Regions from separate parts of the Homo sapiens genome. Here region 1 is linked to region 2. Evidence: chromatin loops called from intact Hi-C (ENCODE). Cell type or tissue: spleen. All regions are shown on one strand. Links, peaks and the distances in the headings refer to the core of each region. The heading gives the core; the rest is flanking DNA.

Region 1 (5,384 bases), core at 123-5,122, 290 kb after region 2:
GCTGCCTGCAAGTGAGCACAGCACTCTTGAAACCGTAGGTCCAAAGAGGGAACCCTGGGTGCCTGAATCACCACGTGTGAATCACATCTATTAATGTACACCTGCATTGTACTGTTAGATAAGTGTGAAATTAATTTTCATTGGGTTAAGACTTCAAAAATCTGAGGTTCATCTATATAGAAGACAAAATTATCTTTTATTAGTGAATATATCTGGGAAACAATTTTAAAAGACTCAAAATTGGCTTTAGTGGTGAAGACACAAGCCAAAGATGAGTACAAAGAGTTTAGATAAAATCATTTTATAAAATGTAAAAGTGAAACAAAGCAATATTAACTTAATGAATTATTTTATATAGTCTATGATTTTAAATCTCTGTATCTAACCCAAAATTAAATCTTTTAAGAATATTTTTAGCTACCTTTTCTACAACCTGAAAAGTTTACGTATTTAAGATGGTTGAAAATCTAAAATACTCTCTCTTTCTGTCTCTCTCCGTATCTTCTCATAAGAAAATGTGAGATCACTTCACAGTCAGGATCACCTAATAAGCAGGCTTAGACAGAATTCGTTAACTCGAAGCCTCCTTGATCCTAATTTAAAAGCAATCACGTTTCACCTTTGATATTTCCCTGGAGTGCCAATAAAAAAAATCCTAATACAACAACAAATTGGACTTGACCTTTACGTGGCCCTTGGTTAATTTTTTCTGTATGTCACTGCCTTTCAGTTGAAAAAATACTCCACACTTGATTTGTAATATAGATTTAACTCAGGGTCGTAAAACAAGGCAATTCAGTGGGAGAAAATGCTTCTGTGCACTGAGAAAGCAAGCTCTGGACCACTGGGGTCCAGAAACCAGAGAACAGGGAGGTACGAGTAGAGTCAGTAGCTTCTCTTGTCTTATCCCAAAGGAGATGGTGCCTGCTCCTGAAGCTGATCCTGGAATTTGGTTGGATTTATTAACTCTGTGCCCAGAGCTGGCCTTCTGATGGGCAGACTTGTGCCGGGCTTGTTATTAAGAGAGGGTTTTATGTCTCTAGTCGTTTCATTCCCATTTTCTGTTCTATTTGGCCAGTCTCCATTTTGTGGGTCTTACCTCTCCATGCTGACTCTAGATATTTGAGAGCAAGGTTAACTAAGACCACATTTTAGTTCTAGTTCATTGTGCCTGACACTCAGTTAGAGGTTCAATAAAGAATGTATCTACCTGTCCCTAACTGTGCAGAACTCACTTCTTTGTAAGCAGTGAAGATATTGGTTGAGAATGAAGTCTCTGTGCTGTTACTTTCTTACTCTACAAATTCAGGGGCCAGAAAGCTACATCCAAGACTACAAAATTTGCAAGATGAAATACAGGGCCCATTGTTTAAACATTATTACAATTTAAAGATGGCCACAGCAGATCATTAAAACAAGCATGGGCTCTTTTGAGCCAGGTCCCCATGTAACTGCACAGTCAGGTTGGTGTGCAGCTATTGTGAATGCCTTGAGGGAAGGGCAAAATAGATCTCCCTGACTAATCCCAAAACAAACTCTGGGGTCACTGCCTTAACTCAGCCCTTTCCTTGCTCTTATTTCACTAATAATATCCCATGAAGTCTGGTGACTTGTTCCAAATACCTCCTTCTTCTCCTCCCAATGAGAATGTCGTTGTCACAGCAGATAAATATTTTTGGTATGACCTTGGTGTGATAATCAATTCTTCCCCAGTTTTTCCAGGACATTTCTGGTTTTAACAATGAAATTCACATGTTCTGAGAACACCAGATTTCATGGGTCAATTCTGGTGAACTGGGACATTTGGCTACGCTAACTTTGACCCTTCTAATGGGTTCAAGCTAAGCTGTGGTCATCTGGGGAGGGCCACACCAGGTCACACAGAGGTAGACACCAGTTAGAAATTGTACTTTAAGAATCTTGACTTGTGGATATGAATCATCAGAAGCTGAATGAATATGTTTGAATTCTTTAATTGAAAAAATATTATTATATAACCATCAAGAAATTTTTCTCTTGCCAAGTATATATACAATACATGCCTACTTCTTAGAATACCTTAATTTTTTTAAAAATGTAATTTCTGTTACATAGGCTATTTCCCAATTTTTTCATCTACTGTGTATATTATTTTCCAGTAAAAGTCTTCATGAAAAAGAAAAAAGAGACATGACTAGCAAAGATCTTGTTACCACCATTCTTCCCTCTGAATATAAAACCAAATCAAAGACAAACAGGCACACAACCCTTAACCCAAAATAATAATAATGAAACCCAAGGTCCAGTGATACTGATTTTGAAAAGCACTTAGTCACTTACCCCTTCTCAAAGTACAATTCCGTCAAGTGGCAAGAAGCATAGGGAGGAAGGAGTCCGTTGTAAACATCTAGCGCCATCTGTAGGCCACTCACAGTAGTGTCATGCTACAGAGATTGAAATCAATTTTATCGCCTGTTCAGATTCACATTCAATAGGTATGAAGCACTTGTACAGCACCATGATGGCTTCTGATTCAATTAAATTTCCCATACGCCCACAATGACTTAATAAGTAGAGAAGGAAAGATTTTGGTTGAGCATTAGCGGTGTGCTAGGCAGTATGATTTAGATATGTATCATTATTTTCATTTAAAAGATGAAGAAATTGGCTGGGCGTGGTAGCTCATGCCTGTAATCCCAGCACTTTGGGAGCCCGAGGCAGGTGGATCACTTGAGGTCAGGAGTTCGAGACCAGCATGACCAACATGGTGAAACCCCATCCCTACTAAAAAAAAAAAAAAAAGCTGGGTGTGGTGGCATGGGCCTGTAAATCCAGCTACTTGGGAGGCTGAGGCAGGAGAATCGCTTGAACCCGGGAGGCAGAGGTTGCAGTGAGCCAAGATCGTGCCACTGCACTCAGAAGGTGACAGAGCGGGACTCCATCTCGATAAAATAAAATAATTTTAAAAATAATAATAAAAGATGAAGAAATTGAGACCCAGGGAAATTAAGCAACTTGCTTAATGTCATATAACCCCAAATGGAAGAAAGTAAATTTGAATCAAGCCTCCTTAAGTGCTGTGCCTTTTTGAAATATTTTGAAACACATTAATGCTAGATTATATTTTTCTATAGATTAGCATCATCTGTGATTTAAAGTTGTGGAAGAATATATGAGGTTTAAATGTTTAGGGAAGATAAAATACAAGGAAGTATAGGATGCAATTTAAAATAATTGTAAAGCTAAATGTTTACCCCAGAGTGGCTGGAAGGTATAGGGGAGTGGTTTTCAACCCCCTTTCTGCCACTGATTAGCTATCTAATCTTAGGCAGTCCTCAACTTCCATATCTGCAAAATTGGGATAACATTTGGCTGCCTAAACTGTATGGCAGCGTGCACATATTCAAAAGGCGTTAGAAGTAATCTAATAGAGAAAAAAAAAAAGGAGCTACGGATATGACATGCTGGAAGTCACACCACAAGTTAAAACTAGAAATCAGATTAGACACTACGAAAATTGGCAGAAATGACTAATTTCAGGCCTATCTCTCTCCAGGAAGCACTCTGCTCCTGCCCAGGCCTATTTCCCTAGTCTATACCATTTAGGGCTCCTGATAATAAACAAACTTCCTGGCATCTTCAGTCACCTCTTTCACCTTCTTGCATGAATGAAAACATGACTTTCTTTCTCCAGCCACAGCTGAGAAACCTTTTGTCATGGAGATGTGAGTGAAAGGAGTCAGCATGCTATGTCCTGTTTCCCTGCTCATCCCAGACTCCATGGGCAGCTATTTGAATGTATAATACAATTGCAGAATTTTCCCCAAACACTGTGTCTCTCCTTGGCGTCTCAGACTCTTCTCTCCCTGGCTTCTCCAAGATGAAAGCCTTTTCTAAGATCTCTTGCTCTCTTTTCTTTCTACTCCCAAATGTAGCTCCAACTTTGAGTTGCAGTCCTTCTTCCCTTTCCTCCTTCTATTCTCTTTGCCATCTGAAGTTTTCTGCTGGGATGCCCCTGTGGCATTTCAAACCCATTGCCTAATCAGTACATTTGCCTGGCCCAAGACCACCTCCTTCCTGCCACTGAAAACTGAAATCTTGACTTCATCTGGGGCTTCACCTTCCACATCATTGTCTTCCACCCACTTCCAATTCATCACTGAGAATGCACACTCAGCTTTTCTTGTAACCTGGCTCACTTCTTTTCCTCTCCTGCCGCTGCCCTAATTTTAGGCCATATCCCCATTTTTCTAGACTATCACAAAAGCTTTCTACACCATATCCTGTTCCCAACATCCAGTTATTCTATAAAATAATTAATTTCCAAAATGCTGCTCCTATCCTGTCACTCCTGCCCTGCCTTCCCTGAGCAAACACTGACAGGGGGGTTCTCCCTTGCTTCCTTGCTTCTTTCTACAATTAAACAAAGAAGCAGCAGGACAACATGGCCCTTCAGCTGCCATCCAGCATAAACTTCTGACACTCCATATCAGGGCTATCTAAAAAACCTTCCATGATGATGGAGATGTTGTATATCTGTGCTCTCCAATTCAGTAGCCACTGGCTATATATGGCTATTGAACACCTGAAATGTGGCTAATACAACCGAGGGACTTAATTTTTCATTCTACTTAATCATAATTAATTTAAATGTAAGTAGCTACTTCTGGCTACTAGGTTCCATATTGAGCAGCACAGTTAACATCCACTAATTTGGTACCACTTTTTGGACACAACATTCCTGGCCTTCCACTTCTGTCCTAATAATTTACTTTATTTGTCCTACACACTAGTGAGGAGCACTTACTAACCCCTTTCATTTTGATGTGTTGGATGTGCTGCCTTGTCTAGGAAGCCTTTCTGCTTCTCTTCTCCACCCTCTTGGAACAGAAGGGATGGCTAGATTTTCTGAGGTGCCATAGCACTTGCCTGCATGGTATTTCCATCCCATTTTGTATAGTGTTTATGTTTGTCTTCTTGTTAGTTTAGATTATAAATCCCTTAAAGGACAGAATGATGCATTTAATTCTAAAAGCTTTGTGCAAGTGCCTACCACGTACAAGGAGATGGGGAAATGAAGATTAAAAAAAGATGAGGTCCTGTGCTTCAAGAGATCACACACTTGAACAAACATATGTTAAATGAAGATGAAAATACTTACCGCAGAATACATGATGAGTTTTTTGTAGCTTGGTATCTGAGTTGCTCTCTTCATGTGATTGAGGATTTCATTGACCAGGACACCTTAAAGAAGATGAATCAATAACCAAACTGAACCAAACATAAGCTTCTATTTTAGTTCATTAGCTTTTTGTCACTTCATAGTTGCGGACTCTCCCTGCCATGACTTAAGAAGAGGGGCAAAGATCTAATTTTATTGAGCATCTGCTCTGTGCTAGGTAATG
Region 2 (5,384 bases), core at 227-5,226:
TAGCCTTGTTGACACTTATGAGGGTTATCTCTCTAAAGGCAGATGAGGGGGCATTAAGCCAGCTGTTCCTGCATCTTTTAATTCATTTTCTGACTGATAACTAACAATCTCTTCTCAGATTGTTTATTTACTTAGATCAGTCATTGTTCTACAAGTTTACTTAGATCAGTCATTGTTCTACAGGTACTCCTGATAAAACTTAGGATTTGCAGTCAGGAAGTGGGGTCCTCTCTTCTACCTCTGTGAGTCACAGATTCTCCAGCTGCCAGTATGTTGCCATCTGCTTTAATATCATCTAGAAATTCATGTTGTGAGCTGCTGATAGCACCCCTCTTGATTTTCCAGCATTGAGATGAATTTATTTTCATTTGTTTCTTCTGACATTTCAGTAGGATTTGGGGATGACGGAAAACATATCTTTGTAATTGACCTTTTTTTTTTTTACTTTTATCTAGAGCAGGAAAGTCCAATCCAACCTTTTATCTCCAGAAGGGCTTTCAAACATATGTGCTCAGGAAAAAACCACCAGGTTCACTTCTTCCTAAAGCACATCAGGTATAGTATACAAATGTAATGATAAATTCTTTGGTGACAAATAAATGCTTTTAATACACACAAAGCCAATTTACTTTTAAAAGGCATCTTATGATTGCCAAATAATATAAAATATATTTTATTTCTAATGAAAATTTCCCTTGAATTATATCTTTTTTTGTTTTAAAAAATTATTTGAGGTTGAAATGTAAGTCTATCTTTAGGCTATTAATCTTGAACAACACCCAGTTCTTTTGTGTATTTGATTTTCCTCTACGTTGTTTGCTAGAAGTAAAATCAGCCAATGAATATTTTCAGTGCTACTCATCTGTAGATATTTTGTTTTGTTATATATTTAAATTATTATATGTAATAGTATCTACTCAGAATTATTTTAATATATTTGCTATGACAATCCTCTAATCTTTTGGTGATAAAAAGAAAGATTTGAATAAGTATTTTATAGTACTCTCTAAATATTAGACAGTGAGAATTCTAAAAGATTTTTGTTGAAAACTAGGTTTTTCTGTCTTGAGAAAACAGGTATTATCTATGGATTTTCAGAGAACAGGAGGGGACAGAAATCAAAGCACTGGGGAACATTAAAAGCACTGTGCGTATTTAGGGTATAGCCGTAATCATGTACAGCAGGTGCTTCCCAGGCCCAGGTCACTGGGGAAGGACAATTGTGGGGTAGGCTTAATACCACAGTAATAGAGAATGTAGATTCTATGGGACTTTCTTGGTCCCATATCATATTCCCAGAAACATGAAGTAAGTTGGATGCTTAAGATAAAAAAAAGTTGGGTAACTTTTATTAAATATCGATATAGTATGGCTGAAGGAAAATCCCCACCCGTGCCCCAATAAACAGTTTTATTTGTCTCTTTTCTTGATAACATCCCACCTGAACACACCAGAACAGGGCATAATGCTCTCAGCCCAAGTACAGCTGCCAAGGATCTGGAGTACTCTGTTTCAACTCCCTTCTGTTTTCTCAACTCTGCATTGAAAAAAGCAATGCTCCAGCTCTGTGATCCACTTTTTGCTTCTCTAACCCTTTTGCCCTCTCCCCCTTACCCCCTCCCCCTCGTTTCCCAACACCTGAGTGGTTAACACTTCTTTCCACAGCCCTTGGTACTGCTGGCTGCTCTCACCTTGAACATGGGTTTCGTTACTTTCCTCTTCCAGTTATTGCCACAGCCCCTGCTTTACTTCCTGATGTCAAAATGAGCTGCATAGCTTCCCCTCCTTAGAATGGTCAGTCACCATTGCCTGAGTCTGGGGCCAGGTGACTACATGTAGATAAGCCATCCTTACTTGGCCTGCATCAACAGCTCTGCCCTTGGGTCCTGAGTGATAGCCTGTGCATCTGTCCTAATTAAGGAAGCCATTTTTTCCTCACTGTCTTATTTAGGCTCCAGTTTGCTTCTAGCTGCCTACTTTCCTGCTAGTTATCTTGAGCTCCACAGCAGTCCTGAGTGCCAGGAAAGATCCCCATGCCCCTGCCCTGGAAACACATGCCTCCCTTGCTCTCCAGAAGGAGCAGGTACTTTTCCTTCCACCACCACTCACCTCTCACCCCCAGCTCTTTGTAGCTGACTGTGGCAGAGTGCTAGAATAGAGACTTACCTGAGCTTCCTTGGAAGACATGAAAGAGCGAGCAGCCAGCCAGGGAACTGCTGTGGAAAAAGGGATGTTTTATGATAAAATATGTGAAATATTGTGAACAGTAACTATTGCCTTCACATTATCAGAGCCAGGATTAAGTCTCATGCAGGTGCTCATCTTCTTATCCTAATTAAATTACATTTTTTAGTAGTGGTCTAATTTATAATCATAGTGATTACACCAAGATTACTATTAGGGAAGTTATTACTATTATCCTCTGGAGTTTGTGTTGATACTGTTTTACAGTTGTTTTCTAGCCTTAAGATTAGCTCATAAGTAGTTATTAAATTTAATTACAATTAAATCAGTTTCTCTGATTTTTAATGATTCATCATCCTATTTAGATTGATAGAGAATTTAAAGTCCAGAAAGCCTTGTTTTCAATTGGATTCCCCGTTCCCAAGCCTATACTGTACTGCAGTGATACTTCTGTCATTGGAACAGAATTTTACGTAATGGAACATGTGCAGGTAAATTAACACTTAATCTTATTTTGTTGCTTTTACTTTTAATTATGAAGTTAATTAAGATGTTTTATTATGATACTTAATAAATGATATAGTTTGTTATTTAACATTTTAGGTAATTAGATTGCATTGCAAAGGTTTACAATTTTGTTCAAATTTGAGCACTTACAAAGGGAGGGATGGAATAGACAAGAAACAAATTTAGTAATTAGGGGGTATTGACTTATTCTTAAATTTTCCTCTAGGTGTCAGTAAAGAGCTATCTGTAATGGCAATAACCAAATTGTCCATAAGGTAGCAGGGAAAACAGACTCCACATAGGTCAAGCCATTAAGAACAATAAATTCAAAATGTGTTTTAAATTTTTTCTGTAAAATAGTTGAGAGTAGTTTTGATGTTTATATTCATCTTGGCATATCCTTTTATTTTCCCTTTGGCATGTATACTCTAATATTAAATATGTTTCACAAATGAATGTTTTTCTAGTATATTCGACAAAGTATTGATTATACACATTTAAATAATCTGTTGTAATCACTTCCATAGGGTCGAATCTTCCGTGATTTAACAATTCCTGGACTTAGCCCAGCAGAACGTTCAGCCATATATGTGGCCACGGTAGAAACATTGGCTCAGTTACATTCCTTGAATATACAGTCACTGCAGCTGGAAGGATATGGTATAGGTGCTGGGTACTGCAAAAGACAGGTAATGCATCCACATTAATAGCTATTTTTTTCAAGTTCTTGTAAATAATATACCTTATTAGTCAACAAAAAAAGCTATTATTGTATAGTTTTCTGAAGCTTGGCCATGACTTTTAACATTGTCCTTCAGAATGACTAGTTTTTAGTATAAAATTATCTTATGTTTTTATATTAGGTTTTGTTCAGCAAAATCTTCTGTTTTAGACTCTTAATTTTCCAATACTTTTAACTATACAGTTTTTTCTTCTTCTTCTTCTTCTTCTTCTTCTTCTTCCTCTTCCTCTTCCTCTTCCTCTTCCTCTTCTTCCTCCTCTTCTTCCTCCTCTTCTTCCTCTTCTTCCTCCTCTTCTTCCTCCTCTTCTTCCTCCTCTTCTTCTTCTTCTTCTTCTTCTTCTTCTTCTTCTTCTTCTTCATCATCATCATCATTTTGAGACAGAGTCTCCCTCTGTTGCCCAGGCTGGAGTGCAGTGGTGCAATCTCTGCTCACTGCAAGCTCCACCTCCCAGGTTCACGCCATTCTCCTACCTCAGCCTCCCGAGCAGCTGGGACTACAGGCTCCCGCCATCACGCCCTGCTAATTTTTTTGTATTTTTAGTAGACATGGGGTTTCACCGTGTTAGCCAGGATGGTCTCAATCTCCTGACCTCGTGATCCGCCCGCCTCAGCCTCCCAAAGTGCTGGAATTACAGGCGTGAGCCACCATGCCCGGCTTACAGTTTTTTCTTTCTCAATTGGACTAGCAGACATTTATTAAGCTTGACTGTGTGTTTAATACCTGCTGAGTACTGTGTTAAATATCAAGAAAAATATACAATAGGTTCTTCCCCACAGGAACTTATGGTCATTTTTGAGAGACCTGTACATGCATGTCATTCACGAAACCTGAAAATGGTATAAAAGAGTGTAAAATCTAGTGGTAAATTGTTTGATACTCACCATGATTCAAAGGGTGGAAGTTGGGATGCCCTTGCTTATATAGAGAAAGCTTCCTGGGAGAGATATCTTATAATGAGTATTTAAGGAAAGATAAAATTTGGAGTGATGGAGATCATTTTAAATTAAAGGAAAGCAATACTAGATATATATGGGGCTGCTTTCCTTTGTAAGCATATCATTTTGTGGGGGTTAAGGAAGAGAAAAGGGAACTAAAGTTTAGAGTGTACTCACTATATGCTAGGTCCTACATGGCAGAGTGAGTTGTCGGCCTCTCTTTTTTGATCTTTACAACAACTCTAAGATATAGGTATTATTACTCCCATTTTGCAGATGAAGAAAGGGAGGCTTGCATCAATCAAGTAATACACAAGTAAGTGGCTTAGATATAATTTAAACCCAGGTTGATATGACTAGATAAGACCAAGTAAAGGTCTTTGCTCTATTGCACTAAGTTGAGCAAAGATACCTCGGGAAATGGAGATAAAAAAGCAAATAAACAATATGGTCCCACCTGTTGGAGGACTTTACGAGTAAGTTGATTTGTTTGCATTCAATTCTAAGAACAATAGAAGATCTTTACACTATTCATACCTGTAAAATATTTAGAAAATTCTGTGGGTAATAAGAAAGAGTATTAAAATGAAAAGTAGGCTGGGCGCGGTGGCTGAAGCTTGTAATCCCAGGACTTTGGAAGGCCAAGGCAGGCGGATCACGAAGTCAGGAGTTCGAGACCAGCTTGACCAATATGGTGAAACTCCGTCTCTACTAAAAATACAAAAATTAGCTGGGTGTGGTGGTATGCATCTGTAATCCCAGCTACTTAGGAGGCTGAGGCAGGAGAATCACTTGAACCTGGGAGGTGGAGGTAGCACTCCAGCCTGGGCAACAGAGCGAGACTCTGTCTCAAAAAAAAAAAAAGTAAATGTCTTCTTTTTTCTTCTAGTCCCCATATTCCCTTTTTCAGGGGTTACTTATTTCTCGTGACCCTTTCCAGAGATTATCTATGCCTATATATTTGTGTGTGTGTGTGTGTGTGTGAGAGAGAGTGTGTGTGTGCGTGTGTGTGTTT

The links. Peaks named below come from ENCODE experiments on the same cell type or tissue, not always from the same donor. Only the 100,000 strongest peaks of a DNase experiment are listed, where the experiment ranks them.
Region 1: a loop joins it to region 2, with 5 times the contacts of the local background. A loop is called at or near these places in 36 of 110 quality-filtered maps.

The regions. Positions count from the first base shown.
Region 1 is chr3:132,349,759-132,355,142 of GRCh38, reverse strand. It overlaps ACP3 (acid phosphatase 3), which reads right to left. Exons shown (of 10, transcript NM_001099.5): 8 at 5,141-5,223; 9 at 2,320-2,423. Among named protein-coding and RNA genes, the nearest start is that of ACP3, 35 kb to the right of the region's middle. In spleen, for the core only: a CTCF peak has its summit at 2,408 (motif pointing left); a DNase peak (open chromatin) is centred at 2,390.
Region 2 is chr3:132,639,968-132,645,351 of GRCh38, reverse strand. It overlaps ACAD11 (acyl-CoA dehydrogenase family member 11), which reads left to right. Exons shown (of 20, transcript NM_032169.5): 2 at 456-555; 3 at 2,550-2,675; 4 at 3,219-3,380. It overlaps NPHP3-ACAD11 (NPHP3-ACAD11 readthrough (NMD candidate)), which reads left to right. Exons shown (of 45, transcript NR_037804.1): 27 at 461-555; 28 at 2,550-2,675; 29 at 3,219-3,380. Among named protein-coding and RNA genes, the nearest start is that of ACAD11, 17 kb to the left of the region's middle. RefSeq lists a silencer at 3,902-4,092. In spleen, for the core only: CTCF peaks have their summits at 2,689 and 2,888 (motif pointing right); no DNase peak of the experiment used is centred there; H3K27ac peaks cover 947 bases.